Regions from separate parts of the Homo sapiens genome. Here regions 1 and 2 are each linked to region 3. A link is a loop called in an ENCODE intact Hi-C map of the cell type or tissue named here. Cell type or tissue: Caco-2. All regions are shown on one strand. Links, peaks and the distances in the headings refer to the core of each region. The heading gives the core; the rest is flanking DNA. Region 1 has its middle 12 kb from the start of BLTP3B-DT. Region 2 overlaps BLTP3B (bridge-like lipid transfer protein family member 3B). Region 3 has its middle 28 kb from the start of ACTR6.

Region 1 (5,870 bases), core at 409-5,408, 74 kb after region 3:
CCCCCTTCTGCTCTTGGGTTCCTGGCCTTCTGATTTCTCTGGTCCCTCACCCCTTCCCTGGGAGCCAGTGGTCAGACACCATTTCACCTGTGACTAACAGGTGCATCCTCTGAGGCCCCCCAAGGCAAGGCCTGCTCTCCACCTCCCTGCCCCGTTCATCCTGTGTATCCCCCATAAGAATGCGTACCTCTTGCCTGCAGGTGGCATTTTTCAACTCAGCTGTAGCTAGTGCCGAGGAGGAGCAGGCACGGCTATGTGGGCAGCTGAAGGAGTGCACTGCCAGCGCCTGGCTCATCTGTTGGCCTCGGCCCAGAAGGAACCTGAGGCAGCAGCCCCAGCCCCAAGAACTGGGGGTGATCCCATGTGTGGGGAGACCCACCAGGCCCTGCAGGGGGCCATGGAGAAGCTGTGGGTGAGTCTTTCCTGGCATGGGCCAAGAAGGGTTGGGGCAGGAAGGTCGCTGCCTTAATGTGACCCCATTATTTTGGCTCCAGAGCCGCTTTATGGAGCTCATGCAGGAGAGAAGGTGGACTTGAAGGAGAGGGTTGAGGAACTGGAACATTGCTGCATCTAGCTGTCTGGAGAGAGACAGACACCATCGGGGAGTGGGAAGCCAGGGCACGGCAAAGAGAGCTGCACATTGGTCAGAGGGGCCCCAGCGTCTGAGTCCTGTCCTCCTGCAGGAGAGTACATCGCACTGTACCAGAGCCAGAGGGCAGTGCGGAAGGAGGAGGAGTGCATCAGCAGGCTGGCCCAGGACAAGGGAGAGGTGAAGGTAGGGCGTGGAACATCTCTGTAGGGGTGGAGGGTGGAGGGTAGAGGGGGTGGGGTTGGGGATGGTCTCAGACACAGGCAGAGCAGCTGAGCACCCCTCCCTCCAGGTGAAGCTGCTGGAGCTGGCGTGGCTTGTGGACGACTGCAACAAGTGGCATAGCAGATTCCTGGCAGCTGCCCAGAACCCTGCTGATGAGCCCACTCCAGGGGCCCCCGCCCCCCAGTAGCTTGGGGCTACTGACAAGCCAGGGTAGTGAGTAGAGTCCTCAGGCACAGTGGGCACGCAGGAGCAGGGGAGGGCTCCCACAGCACCCTGCCTCCCTCTCTCCAAAGATCTTTGTGAGGTGAGCCTTGCCAGCAGTGGGGAGTCTGCACAAGGAGAGGCGGGGAAGCATTCTCCCTGTGACAACCCCACTGAGCAGCAGATCATGCAACTGCTTCATGAGATGCAGAACCTCCAGGAGCACCCAGGCTTGGGCAGCAGCCCTTGCATTCCTTTTTTGTACCAGACTGATGAGAACAATGAGGTGAAGATCACCATCATCTAAAAGCCGGCCACTGTCAGCAAAACCTGGGGAAGTGGGGCTGGAGGCTCTGCCCCTACCATGTCCCTACCACCCCTTCCCAGTCAACCCTTTACCCTCACAGTAGCAAGCATAAGACCCCTGTCTAATGTGGGGAGACAGGTGGAGATGAGGTGAAGATCACCATAATCTAAAAGGCCACTAAATAAAAAAATAAAAAATTTTAAAAAGGTATGGGATTTTAAAAAAAATGTATGGGATTATAAAAAGTTATAGGATTAAAAATGTTATGGGATAAAAGTTATGGTATAAAAGTTATGAGAAGTTATGAAGCCAGACATGGTGGCTCACGCCTATAATCCCAGCACTTTGGGAGGCTGAGGTGGGTGGATCACCTGAGGTCTGGAGTTTGAGAGCAGTCTGACCAACACGGAGAAACCCCGTCTCTACTAAAAATACAAAATTAGCCAGGCGTGGTGGTGCATGCCTCTAATCCCAGCTACTGGGGAGGCTGAAGCAGGAGAATTGCTTGAACCAGGGAGGCAGAGGTTGCAGTGGGCCGAGATTGTGCCATTGCACTCCAGCCTGGGCAACAAGAGTGAAACTGTCTCAAAAAAAAAGTTATGAAAAGTATAAAAAAGGATAAAAGTGTGAATAAAATAAAAGCGGGCAGCTGTCAGCAAAGCCTGGAGAAGTGTGGGGCCAGAGGCTCCGTCCCCATCATGTCCCAGCCACCCCTTCCCAGTCACCCCTTTACCCTCACAATAGCAAAATAAGACCCGTGTCTAATCAGGGGGAGGCAAACATGCAGACCCTTTGCCACCTTGGCCAGAGCTGACTCCTTAAATTTCTGGACGATGATTATTGTTTTAAGAGTCAGAGGCTTATAGAATTGGCTTGTTTGGAGGAGGCCTAATGGCCTCCTTAACTCTCACCAAAGCAATTTTTTCCTCAGGGGGGCTCCCATCTTCTTACTCAGAGAGGCGGCTGAGGCAGGACAATGGGGCTAATGTAGACCAGGTGAGGGCACAGGCTCTGGAGTGGCCCCCCTTAGTGTACATACTATATCCGTGTAACATTTTGTATATTCCAGTGGTAGGGCCACCTCCTGTGTCATACATAGCAGAGGTTGGAGCTGGCATATGGGTAGGAAGTTCTGATAGTTATTTGGGGCTGGAAAACTTATTTATTGATAGCATAGGCCAGGGGAAGGGGCAGAGATGGGGTCGTGGCACTGTGGTGATGCGACTCCTGTTTATTTTGCTTTTTATTTTGGAATGTATTTAGCCATATACTGCTTGGCCTGGTGTATTCCTGTTTCCCTCACTGGGTCATGGAGTTTGTGCCACTGAACAGGGAGCCCCAAAGTGAGCATGTCCAGCTGGGGTATTGGGGACCTTCCAGGCCTGTTACCTGTATGCTGCCTGGTAACACCTGGGGAATTCCACAGGAACTGCCATGGCACCTATGGGTGACCATGGGGCCTGGACGGCTAACAGGCTCGGAAGCCTGATCTAGCAGTGGCAAGTAAGGCAGGTGCCAGCATCCAAGGTCACTGACTTCCATCCAGCCCAGTTGTCTTCCATTTTGTTCTCCTGCCTCCCTCGCCTGTCTGCACCTGGTGGCCTGTTCTGTCTGTCCCTCTAGATTGCCAGCTGCCCCACAGGCTTCCTCCAATCTGAGTTCATGGCCCTGCCCCCTAGTGGCCAGAGCCGGCTTCACAGGATGAGAGCCTGCTAAGCTCCGGAGGCTTTCCAGGAAGCGTCCCTTGGAAAGGATGTGGCCTTTTTACCACTCCCAATAGCACCCTGGTAATGGGTTGACCCTTCCCCTCCCCTGAGCTCCACAGAGAACGCAACCAGCAGAGGACACATTCCCCGTCACTTAGAAATGGGTTTTATTCCCAGCCAAGGGACAGCAGGACTGGTAGAGACTGTCGGGCCACACAGCTGTCTGCACAGCACCCCCAAGCTTGTCGGGCGGCAGGAGGGATGGTGGGGACTGGCTGTCCACAGGCCAGGCATGACAGGGAGGCTCACTGGAGGTGATGGACTTTGGATGGGGATTGTTGGGGGACAGTGTTCTCTTGTAGTTGGGTCACAAGACTCCACAAGGACAGCACGGTGACTGATTCCCAGCGCTAGAGGCGAGGCAGTCGGCCATGTGTAGGAGTGTATACATATATGTACACACACACACACGTATATATACACATATGTGTGTATGTATATATATGCATATATATACATATATGTGTGTGTGTATATGTATATATATATGAGTATTTATAGAACAGGGCAGGGGTGTACCACAGAGGGGGCACAAGTTTTCACCAAAGGTTATGCCTGGATGTGTCAGCTCACCACTACAACAGACCATCACAGATGAAGGGGGCTGGTTTTGGGGCTAGGGGAGCCACTGTCAAGTCACAGAACAGTCGTCCAGGCAGGCTTGGAAAGGAAGGTCTCTGAGAAGAGGAGGGATCTGTTTAGAGGTAGAAGAGGGCCCTGGGGCTCTCAGGATGGGATGGATTTGCCTGACCCCATTGGCTGGCAGTTGGAGAGAAAGCAGAGAGAAAACGGGAGAGAGAAAAGTGAGGAGAGAGCTGGTAAGGCAAGCGCAACGCACTGCAGCAGTGGTGGGAGGGCCAGGGAGGGGAGGACACAAGTGTGGATGTGGCAAGATTCCTGGAAAAGAGGGGCTAAAAGGGAAAGGGGAGGAAGATGGAGGAGCCGGAGCTTCACAGGTAATGCCTGGGGGCTGCGGCGGCCCTCCCCACCCCACACATGCTGGCCTGTCACACGGCATCTAGGCAGTGCACCCACAGTTCAGACCGAAACTCAGCCCCCTCGGGCTTCCCACTTGTCACCCTGTCTTCCAACCCACTGGCCCAGGGCCACCCCTCGCTTTGGGGAGCCCTACACAACAGCCACCAGGCCTGACAGACAAAGAACATTGCTTGAACCAAGAGGATGAAGCTAAAAGGGATGCATGGCTGGAGGGAGTGCCCAAGTCCCCCCTGGGTGGTCAGAAAGCCCAGGACCCTGGGGGAAGCAGGGAGTGCAGGCAGCCAGATGCCAGTGGCCATAGATTTACAAGTCTAAGAGGGGAGCCTCAGCTGGTTGGGGGGCTACAGGTCGCATAGATGAGGCTGGGCCCTTCCTGCCAGGAAAAGAAGAGCGAGAGTCAGTGGTGGGGGAAGCCTGGCTGGAGCTCAGCCAAGCCAGCAGGCACTGTCATCCCCTTGGCTGAATAGCATAGGCGACCCCTAGGAGCAACAGGCCAAGGTGCCTGAGCCCACTGGCTGGCTATGGTCCTTCAGCTGGGGCCAGGGACACTGCCTTCAGTCACACGCTAGCAGGTATGACGGTACCCGGGAGGGAGGCAAGACCCCACACTAGCAGGTATGATGGTACCCGGGAGGGAGGCAAGACCCCATCTCTACTAAGAAAAAAAAAAAGACCGGGCTCTGTGGCTCACGCCTGTAATCCCAACACTTCGGGAGGCTGAGGCCGGTGGATCACCTGAGATCAGGAGTTCAAGACCAGCCTGGGCAACATGGTGAAACCCCATCTCTACTAAAAATACAAAAATTAGCTGGGCACGGTGGCACGTGCCTGTAATCCCAGCTACTTGGGAGGCCGAGGCAGGATAATCACTTGAACCTGGGAGGCGGAGGTTACAGTGAGCCGAGATCGCGCCACTGCACTCCAGCCTGGGCGACAAGGGTGAAACTCTGTCTCAAAATTTAAAAAAATTAATAAATCTTTAAAAATCAGCCAGGTGTGGTGGTGCACACCTGTGGTTCCAGCTACTTAGGAGGCTGAGGTGGGAGGATTGCTTGAGCCCAGGAGGTTGAGGCTGCAGTGAGCCATGATTGTGCCACTGCACTCCAGCCTGGGCAACAGAGCAAGACCATGCCTAAAAATAAATAAAAAATAATTTAAAAAATTGAGAAAGATGGGAGGAGGGTGATTGCATCTTGATTTTCTCTAAACTTTAATTGAAATTGAGCTTTTCCTTCCATGGCGAATGTTGCTAGGAACAAACCTCATTAGTGTTAGCAGCACCTGTTACTTTGTTACCAACAGAAATCACAGATATTTTCATATTACACTGCAGCTGTTGCAGACATCTCGGGATAGCATTTTTGCTCATCATTACCTCAAAATTATAGTAATTAGACCTAACTTTGGATCTTGTTATTTAATGTGCCAATAAAGCATATCATGTAATATCACAAATATTTTCATAAACTTTATTTTGATATAATTTATTTCCATTGCTCTCTGTATTTTATTTTGTGCACTTAAAAAAAAAAATCTATTCTGAGCAGTCCATGGGCTTCCTCAGATACCAAAGAAGGCCACGGCACAAAAAGGCTAAGGATGCTGGGGTCTAACCCAGAGTAGGTTTGCTGACAAAGTGAGGTACTGGAAGCATTCAGATGCAAAGAAATGTGTTTCTGTGATTTTCCATGAGGCACTCTCTCTCCACCTCCCTTTCAGGTAGGATACTTTTATGGGCAGAACCTGGTCATTTTCCTAAGAAGACAAAGGCTTTGTGTACAAA
Region 2 (5,870 bases), core at 378-5,377, 150 kb after region 3:
CAGTGAGCTGAGATCGCGCCACTGTGCTCCAGCCTGGGCAACAGAGCAAGACTCTGTCTCAAAACAAAAAAAAAAAAAAAAGAGATGGGTTCCATGGTCTTGGGCAGCTCTGCCCCTGTGGCTTTGCAGGATACAGCCTTCCTCTTGGCTGCTTTCATGGACTGGTATTGAGTGTCTGCTGGCACCTTTTCCAGGCACATGGTGCAAGGTGTCAGTGGATCTACCCTTCTGGAGTCAGGAGGACGGTGGCCTTCTTCTCACAGCTCCACTAGGTGGTACCCCAGTAGGGACTTTGTGTGGGGGCTTTGACCCCACATTTCCCTTCCACACTGCCCTAGCAGAGGTTCTCCATGAGGGCCCCACCCCTGCTGCAAAATTCTGCCTGGGCATCCAGGCATTTCCATACATCCACTGAAATCTAGGCGGAGGCTCCCAATCCCCAGTTCTTGACTTCTGTGCACCAGCAGGCTCAGCACCATGTGGAAGCTGCCAGGGTTGGGGCTTGCACCTTCTGAAGCTATGGCCCAAGCTCTGTGTTGGCCCCTTTCATCCATGGCTGGAGCAGCTGGGATGCAGGGTACCAAATCCCTAGGCTGCACATAGCACAGGGAGCCTGGGCCTGGCCCATGAAACCACTTTTTCCTTCTAGGCCTCTGGGCCTATAATGGGAGGGGCTGCCGTGAAGACCTCTGACATTCCCTGGGAGATATTTTCCCCCATTGTCTTGGGGATTAACATTAGGCTTCTCTTTACTTACGCAAATTTCTGTAGCTGGCTTGAATTCTTCCTCAGAAAATGGGGTTTTCTTTTCTATCGCATTGTCAGGCTGCAAATTTTTTGAACTTTTATACTCTCCTTGCCTTATAAAATGAAATGCCTTTAAGAACACCCAAGTCACCCTTGAATGCATTGCTGCTTAGAAATTTCTTCCACAAGATAACCTAAATCATCTCTCAAGTTCAGAGTTCCACAGATCTCTAGGGCAGGGGCAAAATGCTGCCCGTCTGCTAAAACATAACAAGAGTCACCTTTCTTCCAGTTCCCAACAAGTTCCTCATCTCCATCTGAGACCACCTCAGCCCGGACCTTACTGTTCATATCACTTTCAGCATTTTTGTCAAAGCCATTCAACAAGTCTCAGGAAATTCCAAACTTTCCCAAATTTTCCTGTCATCTTCTGACCCCTCCAAACTGTTCCAACCTCTGCCTGTTACCCAGTTCCAAAGTCACTTCCACATTCAGGTATCTTTTCAGCAGTGCCCCACTCTACTAGTACCAATTTACTGTATTAGTCGGTTTTCACACTGCTGATAAAGACATACCCAAGACTGGGCAATTTATACAGGAAAAAAGTTTAATAGACGTACAGTTCCACATGACTGGGGAAGTCACAACCATGGCAGCAGAAAGCAAGGAGGAGCAAGTCATGTCTTACATGGATGGTGGCAGGCAAAGAGAGAGCTTGTGCAGGGAAACTCCTATTTTTAAAACCATCAGATCTTGTGAGACTCATTCACTACCACAAGAACAGTGCAGGAAAGACTTGCCCCCATAATTCAATCACCTCCCACCAGGTTCCTCACACAACACGTGGGAACTGTCAGAGTTACAATTCAAGATGAGATTTTGGTGGGGACACAGCCAAACCATATCACCCCCACAGTACACTGATGTAATAATAATAAAACAGCGTCTTGGAGCACTTGAAATGTGAAACTTTTCCTCAGGACTTATTAGCTTTCTAAGGATGTGGAACCCTATATAGATGTGTAAATATATGGATGGATGGATATTTAACAATATGCATGAAGTATTGGTCATGAGGTTTTACTCAATCTCTAGGTGAATTGGTAATCAGATTACCCAAAGCCCCCACCCTCTTAACGCAACTAGGCTATCAAGTGTGGCCAGCTCCACCCTGCGTCGTTTTGCTATCATAAACTATCAGCTGTGGTGTCAGGGGCTGTGTTAGGCTGTTCTTGTGTTGTTGTAAAGAAGTACCTGAGACTGGATAATTTATAAAGAAAAGAAGTTTAATTGGCTTTTGGTTCTGCAGGCTATATTGGAAGCATGATGTGGGCATCTGCTCAGCTTCTGGGGAGGAGGCCTCAGGGAACTTTTACACGTGGTGGAAGGTAAAGCAGGAGCAGGCACGTCACATGGCAAAAGCAGGAGCAAGACAGAGAGTGGCGCAGGGAGGTGCCACATACTTTTAATCAACCAGACTTTATGAGAACTCACTGTTGTGAGCACATCACCAAGCCATGAGGTATCTGCCCCCATGACTCAAACACCTCCCATCAGGCTCCACCTCCAATACTGGGGATTACAATTGAACATGAGATTTAGAGGGGACAATATCCAAACTATATCAGGGGCCAACCATAAATAGGAAATTCCAATTCCTAGTTGCTTCCCAGGAGCAGGGTCAGAGGGAGACCAATTTCCTTATTACACAGTAGTCTCTGTGGAAGGATCTAAAATGCCTTTTTTGCTTTACGGAACTACAGTATACTATATATACTGTATTGGCTATACTGTGAATATAATTCTATAGCTAAGAACTCTGTCCTATTTATACTAACAATCTTACTCAGTTTATAATCACCTAACGTGGTCTAATTGCAATGTTTGAGACCAACACGATAATATATGATCTATTCTTAAAAAATAAAAGATTTCTAGATTTATCATTTATAAATTGTTCTGGTTTATTTTGATAAGTCTGTGGCTTTGAGACTTAGTTTTATGTGAAAAGTTTTTATTTAACTCAGTGATTCCCCTCTGGGACCAATTTTGCCCCCCAGGGGACATTTGGCAATATCTGAAGATAGTTTTGGTTGTCACAACTGGACAGGGATGCTGCTGACCTCTAGTGAGTAAAGACCAGTGATGCCGCCTGTTAAATCCTACAATGTGCTGGTCAGTTCCCCACAATGAAGAATTATCTAGCTTAAAACGTCAGAAGTGCCAATGTTTAGAAACTGATTTAACAGTTATTTTCTCATTATGCAGTTACTACTTACTTTACATTCGATATACAGTCATGTGTTGCTTAACATCATTAACTGTACTTAGATGGTATGTAGCCTACTTAAACTCCTAGGCTATATGTATGGTATATCCTATTCCTCCTAGGCTTTAATCTTGTATATCATGTTACTGTATTGAATACCGTAGCAGTTATAACACAATGGTATTTGTGTATTTAAACCTTACCAAACATAGAAAATATACAGTAAAAATACAGTAAATACAGTATAAAAGCTGTGTTATAATCTTATGGGATCCACATCTTATAAGTGGCCTGTCATTGGCAGAAATGTCATTATATGGTGCATGACCATATGCTCCAGCTTTTTAAAAGACTTTAAATTTTAGGATTTAAATAAATTTATGTGGAAATGAGAAAGAGGAATCACTTATAATCCCACATGGTTGTGAGTGAAATACAGTAAGAAACCCCACATATATATACGCAACCACACCAAACACAAAACAAAATAAACAAAAGTAAGTAGAAGAACATAAGATAGTATGTTTGTCCCAATTCGAATAGGTTTTTAACTATTAGAGGAAAAAAGAATAAGCCGTTATTTGTTAAAATAAGTTGACATTTTGAATTGAAAAGAATTTGTTTCCATATATGCAGAGAAAAGCTTTTTAATTAGATACTGTAAGGAACTGACTTGAATTTATAAAGACTATACAAATTAAAATGATTGATTAAGCAATTTGGCTGGGCACGTTGGCTCACGCCTGTAATCCCAGCCATTTGGGAAGCCAAAGTGGGTGGATCACTTGAGGTCAGGAGTTAGAGACCAGCCTGGCCAACATAGCAAAACCCCCTCCCTAGTAAAAATACAAAAATTAGCTGGGAGTGATGGTGCATGCCTATAGTCCCAGCTACTTGGGAGGCTGAGGCACGAGAATCGCTTCAGTCCAGGAGGCAGAGGTTGTTGTGGGCCGAGATTGTGCCACTGCACTCCAGCCTGGATGACAGAGTGAGACTCTTATCTCAAAAAAAAAAAAAAAAAAAAAAGATTGCTGAGGCAGTTTATATAAGAGGAAACGTAAGTAAACCATTGAAAAATTATTCTACTTCATATGAGACATATACACGTCTATTGAATGATGAATGGAAAAAAAAACATCTCTGGGTATACTAAACTAAAACAAATAAATGAAACTGATAAAACTTTATTGGTTGAACTTTGTGAATATTAATATATACATTTTTGATGACATTAGCTGGTTTTGGGGGGTGAAAAAAATGTAACCAGAACCTTAAAACTAATAGTTTTTTTTTTTTTAATTTCAACTTTTATTGTAAACTCAGGGTACATGTGCAGGTTTGTTACATTTTTATATTGCATGATGCTGAGGTTCAGGGTGTGATTATCCCACCATCCAGGTGGTCAGCATAGTACCCAACAGGTAGGTTTTCAGCCCTTATTCCCCTTCCTCCCATCCTCCTTTTGGGGTCTCCAGTGTCTGTTGTTCCCTTTTTTGTCTCCATGCGTACCCAACATTTAGCTCCCACTTGTAAGTCAGAACATGCAGTACTGCAGCCTCACCAGCATCTGTATTTTGACTTTTTAATAATAGCCATTCTAACTAATGTATCTGAGATGGTATCTCACTGTGGTTTCGATTTACATTTCTCTGATGATTAATGATGATTAGTGTATTGAGCATTGTTTCATATGCTTGTTGGCTGCACATATGTCTTCTTTTGAGAAGTGTGTGTTCATGTCCTTTGCCCACTTTTTAATGGTGTTTGGTTTTTGCTTGTTGACTTTTGTTCAAGTTCCTTATAGATTCTGGATATTAGACCTTTGTCAGATGAATAATTTGTGAGTATTTTCTCCCATTGTGTAGGATGTCTGTTGACTCTGTTGATAGTTTATTTTGCTGTATAGAAGCTCTCCAATGAGGTCTCACTTGTCTATTTTTGTTTTTGTTGTGATTGCCGTTGAGGTCTTAGCCATAAATTCTTTGCTAAAGCCTATGTCCAGAATGGTATTTCCTAGCTTTTCTTCTAGGACTTTTATAGTTTGACTTCTTATATTTAAATATTTGTTCCATCTTGAGTTAATTTTTGTATATAGTAGAAGGTGTAGCCGGGCGTGGTGGCTCACACTTGTAATCCCAGCATTTTGAGAGGCCGAGGTGGGCGGATCACGAGGTCAGGAGTTCGAGACCAGCCTGGCCAACATAGTGAAACCCCATCTCTACTAAAAATACAAAACTTAGCTGGGCGTGGTGGTGCGCGCCTGTAATCCCAGCTACTCAGGAGGCTGAGGCAGGAGAATTGCTTGAACCCGGGAGGCAGAGGTTGCAGTGAGCTGAGATCATGCCATTGCACTCCAGCCTGGGTGACAGAGCTAGACTCCGTCTCAAAAAAAAAAAAAAGGAAGGTGTAGGGGTCCAGTTTCATTCTTCTAAATATGACTAGCCAGTCATCCAGGCACCATTCATTGAATAGGGTGTCCTTTCCCCATTGCTTGTGATTGTTGAATTTGTCAAAGATCAGATAGTTATAGGTGTGCGATTTTATTTCTGGGTTCTCTATTCTGTTCCATTGATCTATGTCTCTGTTTTTGTATCAGTACCATGCCATTTTGGTTCCTTATAGTATAGTTATGTAATGTCTCCAGCTTTGTTCTTTTTTCTTAGAGTTGCTTTGGCTATTCAGGCTTTTGGGTTTCATATGAATTTTTAAATATTTTAAAATTTTTTTCTAATTTTGTGCAAAATGATGTTTGTAGTTTGATAGGAATGACATTGAGTCTGTATATTGTTTTCAGCAGTGTGGACTTTTTTTTTTTTTTTTTGAAACAGAGTCTTGTTCTGTTGCCCAGGCTGGA
Region 3 (5,870 bases), core at 253-5,252:
TTTAGTAGCAATAGGGTTTCACCATTTTCCTAATTCTTAAAGTGCAAGTTCAGAGTAAAACTAGGTGCTTTAAAGATGGCTCAAGGATGCTAAATACTAACCATTAAATTAGCAACAAAAAGTTAATAAAACATTAAAATTGACAAAGATATTTTGATAAAGTTATTCCTTTGTTTTATTTGTTGTGTGTTTTATTGTAAGATTGTCACTAGGGGCCAGACATGGTGGCTCACACCTGTAATACCAGCACTTTGGGAGTCTGAGGCAGGCAGATTGCTCGAGCCCAGGAGTTGGAGACCAGCCTGGGCAACATGGCAAAACCCCATCTCTACAAAAAATTTGCCAGGCGTGGTGGTGGACACCTGTAGTCCCATCTACCCAGAAGGCTAAGGTGGGAAGATCACTTGCTGTGAGGAGTGATTGAGCCACTGCACTCTAGCCTGGATGACAGAATGTGACCCTGACACACACACACACACACACACACACACACACACACACACACACACACACACTCTAAAAAAATTTGCCGGGCACAGTGGCTCACACCGGTAATTACAGCACTTTGGGAGGCCAAGGCGGCTGGATCACTTGAGGTCAAGAATTCGAGACCAGCCTGGCCAACATGGTGAATCCCCGACTCTAATAAAAATACAAAAAAATTAGCCAGGTGTGGCGGGCGCCTGTATTCCCGTCTACTGGGGAGGCTAAAGCAGGCAGGTAGGATTGCTTGAACCCAGGAGGCAGAGGTTCCAGTGAGCGGAGATCGCACCACTGCGCTCCACTCTGGGCAACAGAGCGAGACTCATTCTCAAAAAAAAAAAAAGATTGTCACTAGAAACTATTTTAAGTTAGTTTAGGGCTTATACTTCAGAATAAAAGGGGTATAACTAGCAATTCAACTATTTTGAAGGCCGGGTGCCGTGGCTCACACCTGTAATCCCAGCACTTTGGGAGGCCGAGGTGGGCGGATCACCTGAGGTCGGGAGTTCGAGACCAGCCTGACCAACGTGGTGAAACCCCGTCTTGACTAAAAATACAAAAATTAGCCGGGCATGGTGACGCGTGCCTGTGATCTCAGTTACTCAGAAGGCTGAGGCAGGAGAATCACTTGAATCCAGGAGGCGGAGGTTGCAGTGAGCCAAGGTCGTGCCATTGCACTGCAGCCTGGGCAACAAGAGCGAAACTCTATCTCAAAAAAAAATTGAATAAATATATATTTAAATATATATTGAAAATGTGAGTGAACACAATTTGAAAAATGTTTTGTGTTAATAAGATACACAAATTATAAAATTACACAATTCAGTATTTCAATTGCTAACTCTTTAGTGCTTCTATAATTATTCAAATTAATTTTCCTGATTTATTTTTTTCCTACTGTGTTTTTGTTTGTTTTTTAGAGACAAGGTCTTGCTCTGTCACACATGCTGGAGTGCAGTGGTATGATCATAGCTCACTACAGCCTCTAACTCCTGGGCTCAAGTGCTCCTCCTGCCTCTGCCTCCCAAAGTGGTGGGATTACAGGCGTAAACCATCTTGCTGGGCCCCTACTGTTTTCTTGAATGCTTACCCTCCTTTCTTAGATTCATTGTCATCTTACTACAGTACTGTATCCTTAAGCAGTTCTTTCAGAAATTGTCTCAAGAGTGGCACTTTGAGTCCTTGTTTATCCAAAAGTTTCTATTTTGCCCCCAGGCGTTGAATACTGGTTTGACCAGGGACTGCAGCTCCTGTTGCTCAACATTTAGTGTAACTTCCTTATAGTGTGTCTTCCTAAACTTCAGAGAGTAGAAAGCTAAAAACCTCATTTTCCAGCTCCTTTGTAGCCAGTGTTCTGAGTATGATTTACATAAAACTGTTTTTTTTTTAAAATTATTACTATTTTTTGAGACGGAGTTTCTCTCGTCGCCCAGGCTGGAGTGCAATGGTGCAATCTTAGCTCACTGCCTCTGCTGGGATTACAAGCATGCACCACCACGCCTGGCTAATTTTTTGTACTTTTAGTAGAGATGGGGTTTTGCTGTGTTAGCCAGGATGGTCTCGATCTCCTGACCTTGTGATCCACCCACTTCGGCCTCCCAAAGTGCTGAGATTACAAGCGTGAGCCACCGCGCCCGGCCAAAAAAAACATTTTTTTTTTAAGAGACGGTATCTCACTCTGTTGCCCAGGCTGGAGTACAGTGGTGCGATCTTAGCTCACTGCCACCTCGAACTTCTGGGCTCAAGCAATCCTCCTGCATCAGCCTCCTGAGAAACTGAGAGTAAGTAGCTCATAAAATTGACTCATGTCCTTAAGACCAGTCTGAGTCCAGTCCTGTATATGCCACTTCCACTTGATGGCAGCACATCCTGCTGAGCACACCTAATCCACAGTGCGGAGGAGAAATTATCTCAGGGAGACATCAGAGCAATATTTCTGGTGGTTCAACTTACATGAAGACATGAGTAGAGATGACAGTTAATGGTTTGACCAAAGGGTCAGAGATTTGACAACTACAAGGTAAGAAACCTAGGCCAGGAACAGTGGCGTAGGCCCATAATCTCAAAACTTTGGGAGGCCAAGGCAGGAGGATTGCTTGAGGCTAGGAGTCCAAGGCCAGCATGGGCAACATAGTGAGATTCCCTGTCTCTAAAAATAAAAATAAAAAAATTAGCCAGCGGTAGTGGTGCAAGCTTTTAGTCCCAGCTACTCTGGAGGCTGAGGTGAGAAGACCACTTGAGCCCAGGAGTTCCAGGCTGCAGTGAGCTAGGATCATGCCAGTGCACTCCAGCCTGAGCGACAGAGCAAGACCCCATCTCAAAAAGAAATAAAAATAAATTTTAAAAAAGAAAGAAAAAAAAAGAAACTTGGGAAGCAGAAGCTTTAGGGAAGTATGTGGACAAACTCAGAATAGGCCCCAAATGCAAGGATATTTGTTTCCTGTGTGAAAGCTTATCAAAAGCTTTCTTATCAAAAGCCGTCTTCTGTAGGTAAGGCTCTTAATATTTAGATGGACAGCATAGCATACACTGTGGACATTGATTAGCCTCTTTCCCCAGCCATCCAGTGCTAGCTCAGTTATGCTACATTCTGGGAAAATTCCCTCAGCTTCTTTCTAACTCAGATTTTCAGTCTTTTTTCTTTTCTCGTTTTCTTTCTTTCTTTTCTTTTTTTTTTTTTTTTTTTTTTTTTTTTTCAGAGTCTCTGTCACCCAGGCTGGAGTGCAGTGGTGTGATCCTGGCTTACTGCAACTTCCACCTCCTGGGTTCAAGCAATTCTCGTGCCTCAGCCTCCCGAGTAGCTGGGACTACAGGCATGCACTGCCCTGCCCAGCTAATTTTCGTATTTTTAGTATGGACGGGGTTTTACCATGTTGCCCAGGCTGGTCTTGAACTCCCAGGCTCAAGCCATCCACCTGTGTCAGTCTCCCAAAGTGCTGGGATTACATGGGTGAGCCACTGCACCTGGCCCAGATTTTCAGCACAGTACTAGTGTCCATTCTGCTGTTCAATCCATCTATTAAGCAAAAGTTTGTCTTTTTATTTTTAGTTTTAGTTTTTTTTTTTTTTTTTTTTGAGACAGGGTCTCACTCTGTCACCCAGGCTGGAGTGCAGTGGCACAATCTCGGCTCCCTGCCACCTCCGCCTCCTGGGTTGAAGCAATCCTCCTGCCTCAGCCTCCCAAGCAGGGATTACAGGTGTGCACCACCACATTGAGTTGGTTTTTGTATTTTTAGTAGAGAACGGGTTTCACTATGTTGGCCAGGCTGGTCTTGAACTCCTGACCTCAGGTGATCTGCCTGCCTTGGCCTCCCAAATTGCTGGGATTACAGGCGCCCGGCCCAAAAGCTATTTTTAATAACTTATTTTTAATTTCTAAGAACTATTTTTGTTATAGCAACCTGCTCTTTTTACAATAGATACAGTGACCCCATCAGTCCTTTAGAGGATATTAGTTTTTGTTTTTTCCTTTATTTTCTTCCCTTAGGGATTCATTCTTGTTAGATTTGGGGCCTCTCTGGTGATAAGTATCCCTCAAATATTTAATGCTTGGTTGTCTGCTCATTTTTTTTCATTTCTGAATTCCTGTTTACCCATGGGTGAATCCAAGTTTTTTTGTTTTTTTGGTTTTTGTTGTGTGTGTGTGACGGAGTTTCGCTCTTTTTGCCCAGGCTGGAGTGCAATGGCACGATCTCGGCTCACTGCAACCTCCGCCTCTCAAGTTCAAGTGATTCTCCTGCCTCAGCCTCCCAAGTAGCTGGGATTACAGGCACCTGCCACCACACCCGGCTAATTTTTTGTATTTTTAGTAGAGGCGGGGTTTCACCATGTTGGCTAGGCTGGTCTCGAACTCCTGACCTCAGGTGATCCACCCACGTCAGCCTCCCAAAGTGCTGGGATTACAGGTGTGAGCCACCATGCCTGGCCAATCCAAGTTCTAATTTGGTGTTTTGCCTCTGGTTGTTGGTGGGGGGTGAGAGGGAAACAAGAGGGAGATGTGCTGAGTTCCCTAGGGCCCTGCCCTGTCTGAATTCTTTCTAATGAGGTCCAAGCTCTTGGCTTTAATCAGAGTTCAGTGACACAACCCACTGCTCCGTTAAAATTTTTTTCTTACTTTGATGCCCTTAGGGGATATGAAATTATTTCAGGTTCTAGTCTTTCCTTTCCAACCTTTACACTTTAACCCCTTTTACTGCCCAGCCTCAATAACAAGACAGGGAATAGGGCACAGCTGTAGGTTTCAATCTTTTAGTGGCTAACCCATGATCTCCTTCTACTCTTTTTTTTAGACAAGATCTCACTATGTTGCCCAGGCTGAAATATAGTGGCTATTCACAGGTGAAGCTGTAGCACACTGCAGCCTCAAACTCCTAGGCTCAAGCAATTTTCCTACCTCAGCCTCTTGAGTAGCTGGGACTGCTGACACATGCCGCCATGCCCAGCCTTCTCCTACTCTCTGTATTTGTCCTGAGATTAAAATATCTCTGGAATTGTTCTTACCTCTTTGGTAGTTTTCTCCTGCCCTGATTTGGGATATGGGTTTTCTTGTTTCTCTAACAATCTAATCATATTTGTTTTCCATATTTTAGACACTTCTCCACATCAGTAGTACTCTTTTTGTTTACTAGAATTATGGATTTAATCTTACAAAAGATAACAGAATTTTGTCATGCACATAATATGGACTCTAATAAAATGAATACCCAGTGTCCAACATCTAGCTTGAGAAATACTATATCACAAATAGCATTGAAATGCACCCTGTGTATTCCTCCCTCATGTACCTCCCTCCCCCCTGCAGCGGACGTTTAATGTGACTTGGAACAGGTAGAGAAATAGGTGAACATGATCAGTTTGCTATGTTGAGGCAATCATTACTGAATTCAAAAATTCAAAAATGTTTTTCCACAACAATACATATCTTTAAAGTGTCACTCCAGTATTACTATTTAGAGCCAATTTTTTACGACCTATACTGTCTCCAGATAGAGCTAATATTAAAAGTGTTCTTTGAAATCAAACATATTAAAACAACATCTATATTTAGCAATAAAGTTTCAAAATTAGATAGGTGTTGAAATGGATGAAAGCTTTGATCCTAGTGATAACAGATTAGGGTTTATGTTCATTAATGTCAAAAATCAATTTGTAGGGCCAGGCACGGTGGCTCATGCCTGTCATCCCAGCACTTTTGGAGGCCGAGGCGGGTGGATCACGAGGTCAGGAGTTCGAGACCAACCTGGCCAACATGGTGAAACCCCGTCTCTACTAAAAATACAAAAATTAGCTGGGAGTGGCAGCATGCACCTATAGTCCCAGCTACTCAGGAGGCTGAGGCAGGAGAGTTGCTTGAACTCAGGAGGCGGAGGTGGCAGTAAGCCAAGATC

What was found. Hi-C counts contacts between places; a loop is a spot of excess contacts. Peaks named below come from ENCODE experiments on the same cell type or tissue, not always from the same donor. Only the 100,000 strongest peaks of a DNase experiment are listed, where the experiment ranks them.
Region 1: a loop joins it to region 3, with 11 times the contacts of the local background. A loop is called at or near these places in 4 of 110 quality-filtered maps.
Region 2: it touches region 3 in a loop (17-fold over the local background); 4 of 110 quality-filtered maps call a loop at or near these places.

The regions. Positions count from the first base shown.
Region 1 is chr12:100,152,070-100,157,939 of GRCh38, reverse strand. It overlaps the pseudogene DNM1P19 and the pseudogene GOLGA2P5. Among named protein-coding and RNA genes, the nearest start is that of BLTP3B-DT, 12 kb to the right of the region's middle. RefSeq lists enhancers at 1-682, 683-1,572, 2,737-2,796, 2,817-2,936, 4,392-4,893. In Caco-2, for the core only: a CTCF peak has its summit at 2,970 (motif pointing left); a DNase peak (open chromatin) is centred at 2,969.
Region 2 is chr12:100,074,561-100,080,430 of GRCh38, reverse strand. The region is part of intron 11 of BLTP3B (bridge-like lipid transfer protein family member 3B); the gene reads left to right. Among named protein-coding and RNA genes, the nearest start is that of BLTP3B, 65 kb to the left of the region's middle. In Caco-2, for the core only: no CTCF peak of the experiment used is centred there; no DNase peak of the experiment used is centred there.
Region 3 is chr12:100,225,916-100,231,785 of GRCh38, reverse strand. It overlaps a transcript of DEPDC4 not described here. Among named protein-coding and RNA genes, the nearest start is that of ACTR6, 28 kb to the right of the region's middle. In Caco-2, for the core only: no CTCF peak of the experiment used is centred there; DNase peaks (open chromatin) are centred at 1,695 and 2,355.